Regions from separate parts of the Mus musculus genome. Here region 1 is linked to region 2. The links are chromatin loops, found by intact Hi-C in ENCODE. Cell type or tissue: left cerebral cortex. All regions are shown on one strand. Each heading gives the region's core, and the rest is flanking DNA. Links, peaks and the distances in the headings are about the cores only. Region 1 has its middle 15 kb from the start of Actr3. Region 2 holds the start of Slc35f5 (solute carrier family 35, member F5).

Evidence for each region. Hi-C counts contacts between places; a loop is a spot of excess contacts. Peaks named below come from ENCODE experiments on the same cell type or tissue, not always from the same donor. Only the 100,000 strongest peaks of a DNase experiment are listed, where the experiment ranks them.
Region 1: a loop joins it to region 2, with 4 times the contacts of the local background. A loop is called at or near these places in 2 of 42 quality-filtered maps.

What each region holds. Positions count from the first base shown.
Region 1 is chr1:125,445,218-125,456,807 of GRCm38, reverse strand. No RefSeq gene overlaps it. Among named protein-coding and RNA genes, the nearest start is that of Actr3, 15 kb to the right of the region's middle. In left cerebral cortex, for the core only: no CTCF peak of the experiment used is centred there; a DNase peak (open chromatin) is centred at 6,038.
Region 2 is chr1:125,555,614-125,567,203 of GRCm38, reverse strand. Slc35f5 (solute carrier family 35, member F5) reads right to left here and starts at 6,202. Exons shown (of 16, transcript NM_028787.5): 1 at 5,920-6,202; 2 at 4,839-4,929; 3 at 4,563-4,704; 4 at 593-736. The coding sequence starts at 5,959. In left cerebral cortex, for the core only: a CTCF peak has its summit at 4,285 (motif pointing left); DNase peaks (open chromatin) are centred at 5,811, 6,309 and 6,713; H3K4me3 peaks cover 2,163 bases; H3K27ac peaks cover 1,976 bases.

The sequences.
Region 1 (11,590 bases), core at 2,396-10,395, 110 kb after region 2:
CCGGGACCTACATAAGAATCAACTTCATAAGTCATCCTCAAACCTGTGCGCACACACACACACACACACACACACACACACACACACACATAAGTACATAAATCCATAAGTGTAATAACAGACAATGACAGCATGGTGTGCCACTGGTTAAAGAATAAAGTTAAGGCCTGTGCACTGTGCCTTAGTAGCAGAGTGCATATCTAGTAGGTATAAGGCCCTGGGCTTGATTCATACCCAGCAAAAACCAACAAAGGAACAGCAGTAACGCAAAGAAAAAGGAATTAACAGGTGTGGTGGCACATACCTGTCATCTCAATAGTTTAGAGGCCAAGTCATGAGTATTGTGAGTTCAAGGTAAGCTGGGCCACGTAGCAAGACCCCTGCCTCAGAAAAGGAAGCCAAAACAAGCAAATATTTTTTTAAAAAATCTTTAAATTTTACTCATGGCTTCTAGTTTTATCCAGTTTCTAAGAAACCAGGAAAGAATTTGCTGAGAAACTAGACATGGTAAGGCCAATTCCACCCAAGATTATGAAACAGCAGGCCCAATATCCCGTGCAGCACAGAAGTTTGATTGTGTATGTATGGTATAGGGGTGAGGCTGGGTTTCTCTGTGTAATCCTGACAGTTCTGGACCTGGCTGACCTCAAACTCACAGAGACCTGCCTGCCTCTGCCTCCTGAGTGCTGAGATTAAAGGTGAGTGCCATGATGCCCTGTTTGATTTTTTTTTCTTTTTAATTATTAGAGTGTGTGAGCACACATGCATGCACAGTTGCACTATGGCCCATATGTGAAGGTCAGAGGACAACTCTGGGAAGTCAGTTCTCCGCTTACAGCTTTATGTGGTTCCAGGATTGAATTCGGGTCACCAGGGTTACACAGCAAGTGCCCTTAGTTGACAAGCCACCTCTATGTATGTATTATATGTATACATGTAAATGTACATACATATAGTACACATATATACATTTTACGTGCATACAGTATATAATAACATATATATTGCTCTGGAGCAGAGAGTGACCCTGAGCTTCTGAATCCATTGTGTCTGAGATCGGAGCTTATAGACAGTACCATTATGCCCGGTTATCTGGTGCTGGGGATAAAATCCAGTGCTCTGTGCAGTTTCTCAGTTTCACTGCATCCCAGTACCAATTTTTCCCCCCAAAGCCTGTCTCCAAGGATGGTTACTCATAGGCCATTTAAATTATTGCTGTGTGAATTATTACATTATTTGGCTTATTAAATGCCTTTGCATCAGGAAAGGTTCTGTTATGGCAGAGAGAGCAAGTTTCCTAGGGAGATCCATAGGGGTCTTCAGGGGGCTTGTGATGTTGAATGCATTCTAATACAATTCTTTTGATGGTTGGCCCTCTGTGCAAGCAAAGCCACTTGGGGTTATTTTAAGCTCTGCGTGGGCATCATGCCTCGTAAAGGCTCCTCCATCCCCTGTGGCTCCCCTACTGAAGGGGGGATTGCTAAAGAATGAAGACAAGAACTTAATGAACAAGGCTCAGGGGAAAAATAAGCATTCCTTTGTACTCATTTCAATAGCATGTTCCTTAGTGACTGTATCTGGCAGTACTTACATGAACCCTTCTGGGTCATGGTAATTATTTTGCTCTTTGCCTACATCTTGCTAGGTATTGTTCCAGTGTGTGGGATGGGGTATTGTTGAGGCAGGCAAGCACCTGCATCTGGCTTCACAGACTCGCATCTCTAAACAATAAGATAGTTGTCTCTACCCCTAGCAAAAATGAAATTGAGACAGTTTCTATTCAAGTATATTACCAACATATCCAACAGGGGAAAAAAACAAAAACAAAAACAGCTGACCCAGCCTAAAGTGGTCTTAGGTGCATAGGCAACAATGAAGCTGTGAGAACCTCTTAGGGAGAACCCCTTTTTACCTTCTGTGTATGCATAATTGGGTGTGTATGTGATTAAAATCCAGTATTTTATGGGAAAGGATAATCAAGGTAGGAAAATGTATGTGTGATCTAATCTATCAACCAAAATAGAGAATGAGCTAAGCTTCACCCCTTAGGATTCAGTTCTTCCTTTTGTTGAACTCCATAAAGAAATGTAATTGGGATCCTTCAACATGCTCACTCGGTGACTCACTGAGTCATGACAGCATTTCCCTTTCTGGTCTGTGAGTCCTATTTTCAATCCTTGCATAGAAGGCCAAGAACCTGGGACCACCTGACCCATGCCCTGACCACTGGTAACACTGTCAGATCAGAATCTTTCTCAGGTCGTCTGCTTGAACCATTTAAAAGAGTTATAAAGATGTTGCAAGGCAAGAAAGTCAGACTGATACAAGGGGGTCCCCAGATGGAAGCTACAGAGCTGGCCCAGTGATTGAGACCACTGGCTGCTCTTACAGAGGAATCCATCAATTCCCAGCGTCCACAGAGTAGCTCACAACTGTCTGGAGCTCTAGTTCCATGGGATGTGACTCTCTCTTCTGACCTTCATTGGCATGAAACACACATGAAGTTCATAGACATGCATGCAAGGAAAACACTCAGATACATCTGGAAAAGAAAATTAAAGAATTAAGAGTCATAAACATATAGCATCAGTATAATTGCAAATTATAAGTAGAGAGACTAAAACAGTGTCCTAATGATCAGAGAACACAGGAAGTTATTGGTTTTCAGGGTGATTAGGCTGCACTGAGATATGGAGAGAAAAAAAAAATCAGTGAAGGCATGAGAGTAAGGAAGAGTTCATCACCCAAAGGTAGAAACTCATTCTAGGTACCTAGCTTACAATGTAGACATGAGCACTCCCCAATGGACTATTTTCTTGCTTATTGCCAGCACATCTCCCATCTTGTTTTTCTTCCAACCACCTGTGTGCACACATTAGTGTGCACACCCATTAGTGTGCACACCCATGTGTGCAAGTCTGGAGGACAGAGGTCAAGGTCAGGTGCCTTCCTCAGTCACTCTCCACCTTTTCTTTTGAGGCAGGCTCTTGCATGGAACCTGGAGCTCTCTGGCTCAGCTAAATTGGCTGCCCAGCGAACCTCAGGGATTCTCCTCTATGCCTCCAGTGCTGGAGTGACCATGGCCCTACCATCCTGGGAGCTGGGCTTCTTAGCTCAGGTTTCTTCCCCACAGAGTCATCTCTGCAGCGCAGCTTCTTTGTTGTGCACAGCTCACTCCTGCATCTGTTTGGGAACTGCATTTGGTAATGGCTGCTGTTACCTGCATGGTTGAATGTTGTGTCTCAAGAAGGGAAATTATGTTGGATATTAGAGTTATTTGAATATTTGTTGTTTTTCTGTCTCTATTAATAGGCTCTTCCTGTCTATTACTCCAAAGCACTTAGTTCTAAAAAAAATAGGCAAAGATAATAGGAAATAAACAAAGAAGAGGTCATCAAATCTACAGACAGAAGGAACGTGTAGGCTCAGGGATTAGCTTACAAGTGTTGTCTTTCCTATGCTGTCTGCTCATCATTTGAGGTAGGGACCACTTTGGGGTGCTTTTATTTACTCCCTGTATCATTATGTGGAAAAAAGATAACTATATATTTCAGAAATTATTTTAACACTGTAAAGATAATCTCCCTGAGTAGGAGAGATTTGTCACCAAGCTTTAGTTCAGTCCCCGGGACCAGTATGGTGGAAGGAGAAAAGGATTCCAGAAATTTTAGTTGTCCTTAGTTCTTGCTCATAAGTGTGTGGTATGTACACACTCCTCACTCTCCCATGGTAGATAAATGTAATAAAACAAGAATAGTTGTGCTTCAAAGTGATATTTTCCCTTGTTCATAAAGCTTATATGGGTAGCTAAATGGAAAACTGCTCCTTGTCTTTAATCCAGTTGAAAGTTTTAAAAATAATTTTTAAGGCAAGTGTGCACATGCTTGTGTGTGTGTGTGTGTGTGTGTGTGTGTGTGTGCATGCATGTGTCTGTGTGGTATGTGTGGATATAGTGTGTGTCTGTCTATGTGTGTATGTATGCCTGTATAATGGTTTATGTGTATAGTTGTGTGTGTGTAGAGTGTGTATTTGTGTGTCTAGTGTGTACATATATGTGAATGAACACACTTGTGTATGTATGTCTGTGTGTATGTGGGTAGTGTGTGTGTTCACATAGCAAAAACTTTTTTGGTGAGACCTGAATTAGAATATGTAGGAGATACTTACCACTACTAATTACAGACATCTGCAATAATTAGTCTTTGAAAGAAAGAATTGTATTTTGCTTCATCTTTGCTCTTTCAGAAATGGAAATAATAAAAGCTTGTAGAATTATGAAAATACAAATTTATATAATTATTATCACAAAATGAGGCCAAAAGCCTACTGAGATCTAATGAGGTTGTTGTGGCTATAATTATCTAGTTAATTAATGCAATTCAGTCACCTAGACATTGTTACTGCACATCAAGTATGTGCATGCACTATCATCCTAGGCTCCAAAAGCACAGAGATGAGCCATGGTCTCTCACTTCAGAAGGTTATTAAAAGCAGAGAGGAAGACCCAACTATAGAGCTGTGGGCAGTGACTAGCAGCAGCGTGCCAGAAGTAGGTCAAAGCAGGGATGTCCCAGGGGTGGAGGTCAGCAGTCTCCAGTCTCCTGGTCCCCAGATCTGGCAAACCCAAGTCTGAAGCTCTAACCCAGAGCAAACTCCAGACCCAAGGCCACTTTTAGCTGCATCTTCTTGTTGTCCAACTCTCGGCTTTCTGCTCATTCCCCACTCAGGGACTCTTCCTACATTAAAGAAGTCACTTAGTCTTGTGGATTATACTTCTCTCAATACTTGCCCCCACCCCTTCCCCAATGTCTGCTGTGGTACTGATGCTCATCATCTCTGGGGTTCTGAGAACATACTCTCCTCCTGGGTCTCTCTGTGTCCTGTGTTGACCTGTTCCTATGCAACTTTCCATTAGCAAAGGGCTCTGCTTTTAAAGTATTCTATCCACATTGCCAGAACCTTCTACAGATTCTCATTTCCTACACATAGTGTAAACCCCAAACCTGGATGTACCTCTGAATTGATAGTGAAAGTTCTTTAAGGTTTTTATTAGTATATATGAATTATGTATAATAATAGGTTTCATTATATTTCATATCATACATCTACACAGTGTGCTTAGATCATACCCACCTATCCCACTCCCCTTGGGTGTCCCCCATTCAAGCTAATCTCTATCTTCTTCCCAAGGAGTCCCCCTTCTACTTTCATGTCTTTCTATGTGACCCAGTGAGTTTCACTTAGTCAAGTTACTTATCCCTGGGTTCAGCACCAAGCAATGTCTGTCCCTTCCTCATGGGGTCCCAAATGACAAACCAAACTTGAGCCTACCAAAATTCATCCAGGAGAGCCAATGAATTTATTGGGATGACTTACAAAACATGAATTAGTGGTTGTTAACAGGACTGAGGGTGACCCCAGAGCAGTCTCACTGGTGGATGGTAGCTTCCCATAGCTGCATAGATAGTGACCTCTTTTCTTTGTCTCCTCAGCCTATGTGTTCCAGCCCCTTCTAAGACTCCAAAGCTACATGCAACTAGGGCAAAATTTCATACAGATGGTGGGAGGAGTGGCTGGAACCTCAGATGAAGTTCAAAAGACCACCCAACCCTTCCTTCTTAAGGGAACATCAATAGTCAAGGAGTAATGATCCTGTGCAAGCAGACACAATTTGTCTTATGTTCAGCCTGGAGGGTGGTGCCATACGAGAGTTATTTAAAGGAACGTGTATGAAAGGGGCAGTTTGCAGGAGAATGAGCATTTTGCCAATAGCTACACCTCTGGAGAAAATGTCCGTCCCTTCCTCAACAACCATCAACTTGCCTATAGATCCTCAGGGAGGGGTGGGACCTTTAGAGCCCTACCCTGATGCATGATGGGATGTTGACAGGCCCAATCTTGTTCAGGTCTCAATAGGGAATTTTTTTTTTAAACATCAATTCTTTCTGAAGCAAAATTTCCAGAAGTGGGCCTGGCCAATCTGTGTTAACAGTTTCTCCAGATGGCTCAATACTGGCAGCCTTGTCTAGTTGGAAAGCAGGGTTTTGGAGTCACAGTGTGAAACTCAAACTTAGCACACAAGGTCTTTCATATGACTCTTCCTTGGTACACGCCCTACATAGTCAGACTTGTAACTCATCAACTGTGTCATTCCGCAGTGCTCTGGAACTACCCTTCTTCTTCCTATCCACCGCAGGAAGCATGCCCTATGCCTCCTTTGATATTCTCCCATCTCTCATCTGAGTGGCCCCTACTTCTCAGCCCGATGTAAATCCCCTCTTACAGTGCTCCTCTGTCTCTGTCCCTCTGTTTCTCTTGCTGAACTTTGACTCCTTTGGGGTGGGGCTGTAAATTACTCATGTTCTTAATTGTGGTACCCACCCTGATTCCTGATTCATAGCTGGCACATTACATAAATACATGAATGAGCAGAGAGCTTGTTACACTAAGACCAGGCATTGACTGTGTAAGAAGTGGTTCCTCTTGAACTGAATACTTAGGAAGTTTCTAGTAGATTCTAGTGAGCCTAGCTAGCACAAGCTCATCAGCATAGAGTTGACGGGGAACCCAAAGTACACAAGTGTTTCTCCATAAGTATAATTGTTACTTTTCCTCAGTGTGGGGTTGATGGATTCATTAAACATTTAGATTATTGTAGTGTTTGGGAGATGCCCAATGTTTTTATTTTTCATTTGCTTTGGCATTCATTTAAGGATCAGCCATATAAAATGTACATTTTTATTTTCCCCCAAAGTAGACCTTTTTTAATTTTATGTTTTTTTCTAGTAAAAATGTTACGAAGCCCCAACCACTATGCAAGAAATCAATATTTAATTGTACTATTTTACTGTAGTATATAAACTGAAATGGAATTTTAGTTACAGATTCAGTTTTTTTTTTGACTATGTGTCTATGTTTTGGCAGGGGACTGTATGAATGCAGATGTCCTCAGAATCCAAAAGAGAACACAAGAGCTGCAGGGGCTACAGGTGGAGTCAGTTGTGAGCTGTTCTTAATGACTGATCCATCTCTCCAGCCCCTGGAGAGACATGATTATGGACTCTTGTGATGGTTAAAGTGTTGACAACTTGACAGAACCTGGAATTACTTAGGAGATGAGCTTCCAGTCCTGTTTCAGGGCATGCCTATGAGGGATTATTGTAATATGTTAATGGAGTGGGAAGACGCATTGAGCTGTGATTGGTTCCCCTCGGGAGGCGGGGAATCACTGACTATAGCTGAACAGGAGCATCATTGTTCCCTGGTCCTGATTAAAGATCCTATGTGACCCGCTGCTTCAAGCTTCCTTAGCTTCTACACCATGATGGGCTGAACTGTAAGCCAAAGTCAGCCCCTTTCTCTGAGTTGCTTTTGTCATAGCAACAGACAATTTATTCTGTATTTACTTGGTTTTCATTATTTTTCTTTTGATAATAATATTTGTTTTTACTTTTGTGACCCTCCTTTTCTGTCCTTATGGTTCATTTTGGTGGGAAGAGCGGTAGGGATGGTATCTAGACTCAAGTTTGGCCAAGTGGAGCTTCAATATGGGGCTCAAGAAGGATATTTCTTCCAAGTTGGCCAAGGGTTCATCCTGCATCTCTGTTGGGGCACTGAAAAACAAGTGTACTCTTCAAAGTCAGGGCTGATTACCTGGTAGAAGCTGACCCACTGTTGTCAGTATGAATAAAGCTATCAGAGAGACAAACCAACAAGGCAAACAAAGCCAAGAGAAAGAGGGCATCTGTGGCCTGTGGATGTGGCCCAGTTGGTATAGTGCTTGCCTGACAGGCACCAGGACATGAGCTCCATTCCCCTGTACCAAGTAAGCCAGACATGGAGGTGCATGTTTGTGATCCCAGCACTTGCAAGGTAGAAGTAGGAGGAGGAGGAGAAGAAGTTTACGATCATTTTTGGTTACATAGCAAGTCCAAAGCCAGCCTGGGTTACATGAGATCCTGCCCCAAAACAAACTAACAAACAACAATGTGTAGTGTTTGAATAAGGATGCTCCTCATAGACTCATATATTTAAGAAATGTTAGTTCTTAGTGGCACTATTTGAAAGGATTAGAAGGACTAAGAGATGATGGCCTTTTGGAAGAAGTGTGTCACTGAGGATGGGCCTTAAGGTTTCAAAAAGCCATTTTTCTCTGTGTGTGGATCAGGTTGTAGCTCTCAGCTACTTCTCCAGCACCATGTCTGCCATGCCTGCTGCCATTGTGATGATACATGACCTGACCTCTGAAACTAGAAGCAAGCCTCCAATTAAATGCTTTTTTTTTTTTTTTTTTTTTTTTGATAAGAGTTGCCTTGGGCATGGTCTCTTTGCAACAAGTTCGACAGTGACTAAGACACAAACCAAAAGAAAAGGTCAGATTCTGAAACAACCTTTGAGCCTTTGTTTCTATACAGCTGTCCTACATGCTGTGTTTCTATCAGAATTTATACTTGCTTGAGCAATATGTCCTCAAAAGAAAATAATTGTTGTTTTTTTTTAAATAAATTAAGTTCTGCATGTTTATATCTGAGTGGTGTGCATGAGGCTGTGGAGTGTCATTCTTGACCACACCCCACTGTGTTTAGTCAAAGTCTTTGAATTGAACCTAACTTGTCTAGCTAATGAATTTGGTCTGGGGGCCTTATCTCTCCTTCCCAAGTGCTGGGATGGCAGGCAGCTGACACACTTGCCTGGTTCATCTTAGGGATCCAGACTCAGGTCCTCATGGTTGCAAAAGGTCTTTATCTGCTGAGTCACCTCCTCAGCCTTCTTTTTTATTTTTAAGATGTTCTGTGGTTGCTTTTTATTATTTTATTTTATTTTATTTTATTTTATTTTGCTCACTTACTATTAAATATATCATGTCCACTAAGACAGTACTCCAGACTTTATATAACTGTAGAGTCTGGTGTTTTCCAGAAGCAGTATAGGGAATTCCAGTGTGGGTTTTGATGCTACAGAACTTCACTTGTTCATTACATGACCTTAAGTCACTCAGTACTCTTTGTACTCTTGATATTCATTTCCTCATTTGGATATGATGCCCCTTCTACAAAACTACTGTTCTGTGGAATATTCTAGAACATCCAACTGATACACTGTTAAAGCATTCAACTGACATAAAAGGATTTTCATTCCTTGAATATGAATACTATTGTGATGCAGACCGCATCAGAGGCTGGGCTAGGCAAAAATTAAAAATTGAAATTAAAAGTAAATAAGTAGGAGACAGGCTGATAAACTTTATGTTGGTTAAACCCCAAAGGATAGTTGAATTTATCATATTACTATGATTAGCTTCATCTCTAATTGGGATACTTGTTCCTGAAATGTTAGGATTGCTACAAGATGTCAAATTACTAAAAAATGAAAATAGATGTACCAGAAAAAAAGTACTCACATTCAGTCTTGCTTGTCATACTAGAACCAAGAGGAGAAGCCTGAATGTGTTATATCTTCCATTTTTAATCCTTGGTACGACTGACTTTATACTCCAGTGGGCTCCACGGAGACAATTTTATATACTTTGGAGCACTCTTTGATCATGTTCACCTCAAGCTGTAGCATTTTTATATTTATAGTGTGTGATGAAACCCTTGTCCCTGGGCATGCTAGGAAAGGTCTTCACAGCTGAGCTGAATGCTCTTCACTCGTGTGTTTTGAAGATAATAACCTAAGACAGAGGTGGGGGAAAAGCAATAAGAATTTAAAACTCTGACCCAGTTTAAAACTAGGAGTAGTTTTTGGTAAGAATGGCAGAAAGTGTTACATGGAATGAAAATGTTGGGATAGCCACTTTTGGGGTGGGGGGCCTCTCTGCTGCATGGGGCTGTTGCTTTAGGCTTCAGTAAATCAAAAAATTAGGCCATGGTGGAATCTCAAAAAACTAATGACGTAATTCTTTATTTAAATTTTTTCAGTGTGTGTGTGTGTGTGTGTGTGTGTGTGTGTACATGCATACAGGTGTCTGTGGAGGCCAGAAGAAAGTGCCCAAGTACTTGGAGCTGGAGTTATAGGTAATTATGAGCTCCCTGACATCAGTACTGAGCAAAAGTCAGGTCTTCTGCAGGGACAGCAAGTGCTTTAAACCAGTGAGCCATCTCCCCAGCCCCTAATTTTATTTAAATTAAATTAATTAAGTAAAATATATTAAAATTATTGTAGATATTCTAGGGCATTCTTGAATGCCCTTCCAATCAAGTCACCTACAACTAAAGAAAGTCATTGCAACTTACTGTTTATGTTTTCTCTTTCATTCAAATCTGTACTTTCTACTCTGGATACTAATATGTACTAATGTTAGTAGCCTGGGCCGGGGAGATGCTCAGCAGTTAAGAGTACTTGCTACTCTTGGAAAGGACCCAGATTCAGTTCCCAGGACCAGAGTTGGGCAGTTCACCTGTAACTCCACCTCCACACTTTCCTGGCTTCTGCAGGCACTGGACTCACATGCATGAACCCAAGAAAACACACTCATACACATAATCAGAAATAAAAATAAGTCTAGAAGAATATCCAAAGTTATTTTTACAAATTGAAAATATATTAATGGCTTTCTTCTAAAACAAATCAAGCTTGCTCAACACAATTATCCTAAATGCATCCTGTGTTTATATAGTACAATTTCATGGGCTTTGAATTTGTGTAGCTTTTTATTATTTCATCAATCAACTCCCAATTAGACTGTTACAAAGTAAACACATATTGACTTTAAAATTATGCAATACAATAATGAAAAATTGAATAATCTCTCCCTCTAATTCTAACCCTCTAAGCTTCCATTGCGTGGTGTGACTCTTCTATAACACTTTTATGCTAATACCATATGTAAACATATCTACATACAGATCCCACCCTTCCTTTCTCTCTTCTCCATCCCCCATCCTTCTTTGTGCATTCTGCCAAATATTAGCTCATAGTGAAAATATTGTGAGTTCATAATCTGATGGCCTATGTTGTAGGTATAGCCTGGAAAATATGTTTTTTGCTGAATACTGGGAGATTTTTAACACAGAAACCCTGGGGCATCTTATTCTATGTGGCTGTATGGTGATAACATTGTCAATGTTGTGTGGGCTTTATGATTCAATTGTGCCCAAAGGCCCAATCTCTAATGCTATATGCTCTAATGTGGATCGTGGCAAGATCAGAATACTTCAATTCTAAATTCCTGCAAATCCAATATCTGGTCAGTTTGAGTGGCATAAATAGGTATTCCAATACTTAGGTGGCAGGGGTTGGGCATATCAGGAGTTCAAGGACAATCTCAACCATAATACATATCAAGTTCACAGGAATCCTTGGGGTACATGTTTCACTGAATCAAAAACAGCTCCCCACTCCATGTACAAAAAATATTTGGGATGATGGGGCTTAGAATTAAATGTCAATTCAACATGATTCCTGTATTCCCTGTTATGCATTCTTTCACTGATCCATCTTTCAATATTTATCACTCGTGACCATTTCAGTTTATATCTAACATTCCTTAGTAACATGGTGGGGTTTTTAATTTATCTTTATTGTGGCATTATCAATCATATTCATTTGCATGTAACCTGAATTTCATACTACAGTGGCTTAAATACTA
Region 2 (11,590 bases), core at 1,907-9,906:
TCAGATCTGAGCAGCGATTAACAAGTAAGGCTTCTCATAAATGCTTGTTAAATCCAGCTCTGTGGGACTGGACACCTGAATCTGACCTCTGTGCATGGACACCTGACAAATGTATGCATTCCTCCTCCTCCTCCTCCTCCTCCTCCTCCTCCTCCTCCTCCTCCCCCCCCCCCTCTGCTTCTGTCTCTGTCTCTCTGTCTTTCTGTGTTTCTGTTTCTTTCTCTCTCAGAGACACACACAAATAAAATGCATCTTAAAAATAAAACAAAATTTGTCACAAATAGCTTCTGTTTGTTGTCTTTGTGAGGGAGGGGGGATGTTGGTTTTGGTTTTTGGCTTTTCAAGACAAGGTTTCTCTTTGTGGCCTTGGCTCTCCTGGAACTTGATGTGTAGACCAAGCTGGCCTCAAACTCAGAAATCTGCCTGCCTGTCTCTGAAGTGCTAGGATTAAAGGTGTGCCCCACCACTATCTGGCTTTTTTTTTTAATAGTCTACCATCACATACTCAAATGAACACTTAACTGACTATAAGAAAACTGATCTACCACTAAACAGAAAAAGTAATACTTAACAGACAAAATTGAAAACTTACAAAAGCAGCAGGCTTCCCTCTAAATCCTCTTGTACACTGTTGCCTCCAAGGCTTCCAAATAATGAAGCCCAAAAGGTACAGAACAAACATGGATGTTTTCGCAAAGGTGCTGAAGAATGGCTTGTTGTACTGCGTGAAGACATACTGTAGAGAGAAATGTTACACAAACAACCTTAAGAGGTTTAAAATCTTGCTACCTGTCTCCATCTTTGCATCTTTAACTCTTAGAAGTCCATATGAGCAGGAAAAGCCAAAGAAAACAAGACATGAAGTCCATCTCTGAATGTTGTATGTGCCTTGCACACAAGAGGTAATATTGTCAAATGAAGCAGCAACAACCATTTAAAAAGGGGCAGGGGTGGGGTTCAGTCTACTGAAAACCTATTATGCAGGAGTATCTGTGTTAGAAGTTAAAGAAAGCTAAAGCAGTCTTCCCAGCTCCTGAGGAGACACATACATGAAGACATGTACTAAGTATCACACAAGGGTTTCAGGGGTCATGGAAGTACCAAAGCGAGAAAAAAACAGGTAGAGGGTTATAGAAGTCTTTGTCTGTCTGTCTGTCTGTCTGTCTGTCCGTCTCTCTCTCTCTCTCTCTCTCTGTGTGTGTGTGTGTGTGTAGGTGCATGTGTTTGTGGGTAGACACGTGTGTGCACATGCTCATGGATACCAGAAGACAAGACCCAGTGTCATCTTTGAACATATCTATTGTGTAAGCCATGGTTTGTCACTGACCTAGAACTCACTGAGCAGACTAGGCTAGCCAATGGTGAATTTTACTTTTTTAATTGTGTGTGTGTTGGTACTGGTCAGCCAATAGCTTGTAGGAGTTGGTTCTCTTGGTTTATTACATGGGTCTATGGGATAAAAACTAGGCAATTGGGCATAGTGGCAAGCACCTCTATCTACTGAACTATATCCAATGGCATCACCCAAAATAGCTGTGCAGCCATTATATGCCTCCTGTCCTGATGTCATAAAGTACCCAATACTACCAAGATATTCTTGCCAAGAAATGAACCTACATCAAGCCCTAACTCTATTTTATATGAAGTGGAAGAACAAATTAAGTGACAGGCTAAGGAAACAATGAGCAAGACCAAGCAGGTGAGGTGTCTCCCAGGACGAATGACCTAATTTCTCTAATACACAAAGGCAAAGCAAACAGGGAGTGGCACACAGTAGAGAGGTGCAACAAAAGTCATGTGGATCTAAGCCTAACTGGGTTGTGTGTGTGTGTGTGTGTGTGTGACCCTGATACGTCAGGAAGAACGTGACTATGAACTAATCAGCATGGGATTTTTAATAAATGATAGTTCATTTTATTAGATGTGGTAATAGCAGCAATTATGCTTTTAAAATAAAAATAATGTGATTTCCAGTGAGATAAGTAGAGAAAAAAAATGATGTAGTCAGAGTTTGCATAAACTATTCCAGGACACCTGGGATGAACATAGTTGATAAGATTAGAAAGACTGACCACTGTTAAAGCGATGCGTCCTGGGGTTTATTACACCATTTTAGTCTCCCCCTTTTCATGTGTATGTCTCTAGTGTGTCTGGGGTGTGCATATGTGTATGGGTACTTGTGTGCACAGGTGTGTGTGCAGATGTCTGAAGCTGATATTCCGTAGCTTTCTCCATTCCTAACTATTTGTGGAGGTAAGGTCTCTCCCTGAACCTATAGCTTGCCGATTCCAACTAGTCTAGCTAGGCAGTTTGTCCCTGGGACCCCTGGCCTCTGTCTTCTGGATGCTGGAATTACAGGAAGCCACCACACCTGTCTGGTTTTTACATAGTTTCTAATGATCCAAACTCTGGTCACTCTGCTCATGGGGCAAGCACTTTGTCCTGAAGTCTGGTATGTTTACTTGACTGAAGATTTAAACCTGTTCTATATACTCTAAGATAACAAGTTTGTAATTTTTTTCACTAAAGCACGTTATGTGTTTAAAAACTAATTTCTTTTCTAGCTCTTTTAGGTATAACGACAGTGGGACACTATACAGAGTCCCAGTATGTAAGAGGAAATGGCCTGGATTAAATAGTGAGTTCCAGACCAGTTTGGGCTACACAAGGATAACCTGCCAAGAGAAAATACTAAAAACTGAATATGCAAAAAGCACCCTAAAATATGTATTCTGCATACAATATACTGCTTCAATAACTTTTCTAACTTTTGGAGATTTGCTAAATTAGAATAAAACTACTGCTCCCATGCTCTAAATCCTTCCTTTGGAGTAGCAGGAGTCGGGGTGACAGAGTCTCACTGTGGGCAGGAACTCACTATGCAGACGAAGCTGATGTGGGAACTCAGGGAGATCTGCCAGCTTCTGCCTCCTGAGCACTGGGATCTAAAGGCAAGCCTAGTTTCGGTCTAAAGCTTTTTATCGGATAAACAAAACAATTTATTTAATGCTGCAAAATGTAAAAGTTAGCTTTAGGAACCCATCAACATGAAAGTGATTTCTCGGAAGCAAAATTATGAAATGTGAATCTAAAAGGTTACAGAATAGTTTTCAAGTGAAAAGCAAAGTGTCTGTGGTATTCCAGAGCCAAATCTCAGAAGGGCAAAAGATTATTTACTCACAAGACATAACCGCAACTATTGGCCTAGCTATAATGTGAGATCCAGGATATCAAATGGTCTGTTCTGACATTTAAAGCCATTTTATAAACATACGTTTATAAAACGTAGATATTTCCTTATGACTGCAATATGTGAAGCCTAAGTGATTAATTCTGAAAATAAAAGTTGTGACAGCCGGATGGCTCAGTAGGTAATGGCTCTTGCTACCAACCCTAATAACATGAATTTGATCCCTGGACCCATAAAATAGAAGGAGAAAACAGACTTCCACAAGTTGCCCTGTGAACAAATAAATAAACAGAATAAACAAAAGTACCCTAAAATACATATTCTGTATACAACATAATGCCTCAATAACTTTTCTAACCTCTAGATATAAATTGTTAAATTATAATTTAATCTACAACTTTTGTGTTCTAAATCCTTGGCACATTTACACACACATACATCTAAATAAATAAGTAAATAAATAAATGTAATAAAAACTATAAACAACAAAATTGTTATCTTCTTCTTACAAGGATCATTAACAAAAAAGAAGTATACAAACTCAAAGTAAAATTAGCTTATAAACTCAAAGTACCACACTACTCCCAATGAGACATCGATTAACAAACAGCTTAACTGAAGCCAAACACTGCAATTTTGATAAAAATGTGTGACTCAGTAAACACACAAGTGTGGATTCACCAGTGTATGCATGTGGATAACAGTGGCTTATACATGAAAAATCTGATGACTTATGTTTATTTTCCAAAAATACCCTCTTTTTCAAATTTATTCTTATGTATCAAGAATCTACTAAGCTATATACCCAGACCCTTACTTTCTACTGTCCCTCAATGTTTGTTCCCTAAAAAACAGTATTTATGAAGAAATAAATTCAATTTTGACTAACACAAAACCACCTTTTATGTAATTAAAAAAAAATCTTCTGAGATATGTTTCCTACAAATGTGAGAAAGCTGTAGGTAGGACTGTAGAAATGGCTCCATGATTCAAAGAGCTTAGTATTCCTTCAGAGTTTAGTCCCCAGTACCCACGTTACAGGACTAACAATTATCTAAGTTCCAAGGACTCAGATGCCCCCTTCTGGCCTCCACAGGCACGTGTGCACACATGTGCATATATAGACACACATACACACAAAGTTTTTGTACCTTCAGAAAACAACAAAGAGCATCCTGTCAATTTTTACTTTAAATGACACTAATTCAGTACCAAAGAAAAACAAAGAATTCAACAATATTTAAAATACTGATGTTAGAAGCATGAAAATACTATAGCTTGACACTATATGTTATCCTACATCATTAGCAAAATCCTCTAGGTCCATGTTAATTCTATCACAGTGCAACATCATTGGTGGAGAAATACATACCGAGGTGAGTTCTGAGGATGCCACCCATATCACATCAACCAGCAGGAGAATCACTATCCCCAGGGCCATTCGCCTGCGCTGACTGAAACCACTGCTCTGGGAATTCACACGGTTCATGATAAACACATAAACCATTTGCAGTCTGTTAGTTTAGAAAACAGAGATCTCATTAGAGCCTCTTTGAGAAGAACCACATAAAAATTAGAAATCCAGCCCAAGGAAACAAGAGACATTTGCTAGTAGTCTCTGCTTTTTACTGATAACATGAGAATTTACCTTGTTGCAAGGGCTTCTCTGAGATCCTCAAATGCAATGCCTGCAAAGCGGGCAGAGCCCAGTCCAAATGGAGGTAAAGAACTCAGCCCACCTAAAACAGCACCACAGAAATAACGCTTAGGGAAAGTTCAAGTGTAAAATCACATCTTTTCCACTCTTCACCTTCAAGGACTATCAAAATGTATGCAACAGAAGCCACCCTGGGGACATGTAGCTTAGTAGTGCAATGCTTGCCTAGCATGCATGAGTTCTTGGGTTGCATCCCAAACACTTCCCAAACTGGGCACAGTGGCACGTGTCTATAATCCTAGCACTTGGAAAGTGTGGGGTGTGGGGGGAGGGGAAACCAGAGAATCAGAAGATCAAAGTCAGTCAGAATACATACTGAGTTCAAGGCCAGCATGGGCCATATGAGACTGTGTCACAAAATAATAACAACAGCAAAACAAATACAAACAAGAAATCCCATGCTAGCGGTGTCGCTCAGCTAGTAGAGTGCGGAACCAGGCCATAAGCCTGGTGTGCTGGTGCATGCCTGTAAGGCAGAAGACAGAAGTTCAAGGTTACCCTTGGCTACAAAGTGATTTTTGAGACCAGTCTCGGATACCTAAGACCTGTCCCCGACCTGACACCTCCCAGCCCCCCAAAAATAAAAGGTTATACTCAAAGAGGTCCTGGGTACCAGGCGGGTAAAAAAAACGAGAGAGAGAGAAGAAGATTCCACATATGGCACATTGAAGAGTGCTGTAAACGGATCCTCGAAGTCTCATAAACAGAACTCTCTAGATTCTCCCTTCAGGACATCCGCCCCTGGCAGTCTAGACACGCGTGTCCTTACCCCCCCATCTCCAGGGGATTCAGCTCGCTGACAGGAAGTGATGTGCGAGGGTCCACTCCCCTCACGTGAGAACCAGGATCATCCTCGCTCCCCACCCGCCCAGTCACGACAGAAAACAGCTGGCACAGGGAAGCCGCCCCTTGGCGAGGGAAAGACATGAGGAAAACCCAGCCTCTTGCCTCGTGAGGGGCGTGAGAACTCTGACCCGTCCTCCCTGGCCGCGGACGCCGGCCCACCGCCTACCTGGCCTTCCTGCCCCTCGATGGAGTCGTGGCGGCACCATGAGCGGCCCCGGCTCGGCCCGCCGCCCAGAGCCGCCGCCTCACACCGCACGCACAGACCCCAGCATCGTGCCCCACAGCAAGCCCAACTTAAGAAGCTGCGCTGCCCCTCGGCTCAAGGCCGCGGCTGTCACAGCACTCGGCCCCGACGGAGGGGAGTGACCCAGGCCACCGGACGGCGCTGGCAGCGAGAGTCCTGGAGGCCCGGATTGCGGCCGCGGCCCAGGCCCCGCCCCCGGCCGGTCAGCCAGCCAGGCCACGCCCACTGCTGGCCAAACAAGCCCATCCCACGGCTGGCCAACCGGCAGGCCCCGCCTCCTGCCCGTCAGCCAGTCAGACTCCACCCCCGACCTATTGACCACCTAGAGCTGCCCTTTGAGCAATTAGCTAGGCGAGATCCCAGTCAAGCTCCGCCCCTGGGTAGCGAACCTGGCAGCGCATCCCGGTAGACAGGAACCGCTCCGGGTACCCTGGACCCCATCCTGGAGACTCTAGGCCCCCAGCTTGTCCACCAACTAGGTGACATCCTCCCCATCACTCAGTGAGTCAACCGGTCAAGCTCAGCTCTCAGTTCGTCCACCCGGCGTCCATTCTGCCTCCTCCCCCAGTTGACAATCCATACCCTAGGCCTGGGTGGTCTGCCCAGAGCCCCGCCCCCCAGACAGCCCGGCAGTCCCCGCCCCTGTCCAGTCAGCTTCAGCGGCCCCGCCCCCTAGCCCAAAGACTGCGGGCGCGCAGGTTACGTCACGCCGGACGCGACTTCGGACCGGGGGAGGGCACGTTTCCTGGTTCTTGTTGCCGTAGTGTGGACGCCAGCCTTGAACAGGCTTGTGGCTTGGAGTCGTGACAGTGGCGCGAAGGAACAGAGAAGGGAAGAGAACAGAGCGGAGAGGGCGGGGATGTCTAGAAGAGGGAGAACCCAGCCCTGGCAAGGCTGCCAGACTTCCCCACTGCCCCGCCCTGAAGCGAAAGCTGACTGCACCATTTCTTCCAGTGTTTAAGCAAGCATTTTCCAGTAGCCCTTTCTAAAATCAGGCAGTGTAGCTTGGCGCCCCGTTGGATTCCTAGATCGTTTTTGTCCGTAAACTAGAGCTTCATTCTTGCAGTTAGAAGTTGTAGACCAGGTTATTCATCTCCCTGGCCCTCACTTTTTTTATGGGAAGAAAAAAACAAAAACAAAGCCATAAAACCATGTGAGTGCCTCGGCTGTATGTTTACACCCAGTATACATACATTCTCAAACAAATCAGTTCAGCCTGTGACACATAAGACCTCCACAGATGCTAACCATGGGTTTTTGTTTTATGGGTATTGAAGCTCCCATAAAATTGAAAAATTGGCCAGGATCCTGATTTATATTTAGATTAACACGAGACTTAAGGCTTCTGTAGCCACAATTGCATTGTTAGCATTTTTATCAAATGAGGCAAGGAAATATTTTTTTCTCATGTAGTCACTGTGTTTCATCCTTCTCTTTTAACTTTGTCTACAAAGTCTTATGACTAAAATTAAGATGGACATTTTGTGATCTGGTCGGATTCTAAAAAACTCCTGGCATCAAACACTTCTAGTCACTGAGAAACCCACTGCTGGAACAGGAGAGATAACTTAGTGGACAAAAGTCCTTGCTGTGCAAGCATGAGGTCCTGAGTTTAGATCCCTAGCGCCCATGTAAAAAGCTGGGCTTGGTCATGTGCACATTTGCAACCCCAGCACGATGAGAGGCAGAGATGGAAGGATCTGTCTTGCTACTTGCCAGACACTTCCGGTTCAGTAAGGAGTAAGGAGAGTGACAGAGCAGGATACCTAATGGTCTCTGGCCTCTGTCTGTACACTCCTGCACACAAACAAACACAACTTGCTTGGTCATTCAGTTAAGAACAAATGATTAAGCATACTGTAGTGGTTTGAATAAGTTTGGCCCAGGGAGTGGCACTATTTGGAGATGTGGCCTTGGAGTAGGTGTGTCACTGTGGGGGTGGGCTTTAAAACACTCTCCCTAGCTTCCTGGAAGTCAGTATTCTCTTAGCAGTCTTCAGATGAAGAGGTAGAATTCTCAGCTCCTCCTGCACCATGCCTGCCTGGATGCTGTCATGCTCCTGCCTTGATGATAATGGACTGAACCTCTGAACCTGTAAGCCAGCCCCAATTAAATGTTGTCTTTATATTGTTGCCTTGGTCACGGTGTCTGTTCACAGCAGTAAAACTCTAACATTCTATCTGTTTTTACCTGTTTAAAATCTGATCCATCCTCTTTCTAAGTATTGGCTGGCTCCATCAACTCCCAAGAAAGTGCGCCGTCTTTAAAAGGAAAGGGAAAAAACTTATCATTCAGAGTACATAGCCACAGTGTAGCAAGTACTTGAAGTTACTGTACTACATAGTAGGTATTTGGTTATACCCATACACCATATTATTCCAGCACAAGCTTTTCCGTCTTTTAACATCTGATATAGTGAATCAGTCAAGATCAAGAGTCAAGGCCATACATGATGGCATATGCCTTTAATCCCAGTGCTTTAATTTCAAGGTCTACCTAGTCTACATAGTGAGTTACAAGACAGGTAAAGCTATATAGTGAGATGAGAGAGAGGGAGAGAGGGAAGGAGGGAGAGAGAGAGAGAGAGCCAGCCTGGAAACTACTATGAGGACCAAGCTGGCCTTGAAATCACATAGATCTGCCTGCCTCTCCATCCTGAATGCTGGGATCAAAGGTATGTGCTACCACACACCCAGCACATGGGTTTTAGTTCTGAAAACTTATTATAGAATATTGAGGATTATTTACAGTGTGCCTTAGATTCTCCATATATAAATATGGATTGCTTAAAATGACAGCACCTACACACAAGCTACTACTATTACTACGTATTCCTAGAGCATCTGCTAAAGGACAGTGGTGACAGTGTTTGTGTGTGGAATAAAATCATTCTAGGTAGATTATTTTCATGCACTCTCAAAACTAATTTAACTATTCCAGTAATATTTTCCTCCAGCTGTCTTAGGGAAATTCTCTAAGAGTGCTCCATAAAACCAGGCTTATCTGGCTAGATAGTTTGTTTTGTTTTTGTTTGGGTTTTTTGTTTTGTTTTGTTTTTTGTCAGCTTGGCACAATCCAGGATTATCTGAGGGAGCTGGGAAAGTGCCCCCATCAGATTGGCCCTTAGGGTATTTTCTTAATGACTGATGTGAGAAAGCACAGCCCACTGAGAGCAGTGCCACTCCTGGCGCATGTGGTCCCTTGGTTGTATAAGAAAACTGAGGGGTATGCCAATAAGCAGCACTTCTCCATGGCCTCTGCTTCAGTTCCTGCCTCCAGGTTCCTCCCCTGCTTGAGTTCCTGTCTTGGCATCCCTCAGTGATAGACTATTGTCTTAGTTAGGATTTTCATTGCTGGGAAGAGACACCATGACAAAGGCAACTCTTATAAGGACAACATTTAATTGGGGCTCGCTTACAGGTTCAGAGGTTCAGTCCATTATCATCAAGGCAGGAAGCATGGCAGTGTGCAGGCACACATGGTGCTGGAGGAGCTGAGAGTTCTACATCTTGTTCCGAAGGCAGCTAGGAGAAGACTGATTTCCAGGAAGCTAGAAGGAGGGTTTCTCAAAGCCCACCCCAACAATGACACACTTCCTTCAAGAAAGCCACACCTCCTAATAGTATCACTCCCTGAGCCATGCTTATTCAAACTACCACAACTATGAGGTAGGCATGTAAATAAACCCTTCCTCCTTATCAAAACAGTAGAAATGTAACCAGAACAGTGGTCCTGCTATGGTTTTTTTACAACAGCACCAGCCTGACTGTGTTGGTGGGTTTTATGTCAACGAGACACGAGCTTGAGTCACCTGAGAGGTAGAAACTCTAATTGAGAAAATGTTTTTATAAGATCGGCTATAGGCAAGAGTGCAGGGCATCTTTCCTATTAGTGATTCATGTGGGATGACCCGTCCTATAGTGGGTGGTGCATCCTTGGACTGGTGGTTCTGGATGCTACAAGAAAGCAGTCTGAGCAAGCCCTGAAGGGCAAGCTAGTCAGCAGCATCCCCCATGACCTCTGCATCATCTCCTGACTCCAGGTTCCTGCCCTGATTGAGTTCTTTTGGTGATGAATCCTTGGATGATGAACTGTGATATGGGCCATGGCATTTTATCACTGCACTAGTAATCCTAAGACACTGATCAATTCAGGCATTTTTGCCCCATTTTTACTCAGATTAAATCCTCAGTCATTTAAAAGTCTTGGAAAATAACTGTTGTCTAGTCTAGTAACCTCAAGTCCTGGGGTTTTTGTTTGTTTGTTTTTCCTTCAGAGAGTTAGGGATCAAACTTAAAGTTTGCATATGCTAGGCAGAATCACAACCATCTGTAATGTCTACTTATGGCTGTTCTCAAACTCCTGGACTCAATCCTTCCTGCTATAGAGTAACTGGATCCACCCTGTATATACCACCATTTCTGGCTGGCTTCATCTCTTAATTATATGGGAGATAGGTCTTAGAAACGTGTCATTGCCTTTCCCTTCCCACCAAATGTCAATGGTGTGCTTTCAGTCTTCATTCCACAACAACAAGGATTCTCATTTTGTTTTCCATTATGCAGAATAGCAGCAGTTACTAAGCTGGTAGTCACTATTTCTTAAGTGAACTTGAGCATCCTTTGCCCCTTGATCATTCCAGCATAATGAATCACTTTCTTGTCTCCATTCCTATCTGCTTGTAGCTCTTTACCTAACTTCATGGGCTTGATCTTTTTATTCATTTCCTTTTTACTCTCCGGAGTTGATCACTCTAAAAGGTGAAAATTGTGAAATTTATCATAATTTGCTAAGATCCATCTGGTATTGAGTGTAACCCCTTTCAAAACATTCCCAGAAATGCAATCCAGAAAATGCAATCCTCCCAAACTATTTGTGCCATAATATAAAATCAAATTTGTGTGTGTCCAGCCTTGTCCTCCATTGCTAGCCAGTCTACCAGTCTCAAAGGCTACAATTTAAGTTCAAGGCCTAGGAAGCTACAGATGATTCTGCCCGGAGACATTAGGCCTCTACGTTGACAGTTGAACCTACTTTTAAATCCATGAATCCCAAATATGGGAAAAAGTGCACAACCAAATGCAAAGAAACAGAGATATTGACAGTCCTTTTACCTATAGGTTACATGCCATGGATCTAACTAGACACAGATATAAAATGCCCAGAAAAATTACACCGGTGTTGAACATGTGAAGACTTTCTCTTACTGTCATTTCCCCCTAAGCAATATGATATAAAAACTGTTTCTATTTATATTGCTGGAAAGATGGGTTATAGGGGAAAATACTTGCCATGTAAGCACAAGGATCCAAGTTCTATCCTCCAGAACCCACATTTAAAAAAGAAAAAGCTATACTCAACAAAACTGGAAAACCTGGACGAAATGGACAAATTTCTGGACAGATACCAGGTGCCAAAGTTGAATCAGGATCAAGTTGACCATCTAAACAGTCCCATATCACCTAAAGAAATAGAAGCAGTTATTAATAGTCTCCCAACCAAAAAAAGCCCAGGACCAGATGGGTTTAGTGCAGAGTTCTATCAGACCTTCAAAGAAGATCTAATTCCAGTTCTGCACAAACTATTTCACAAA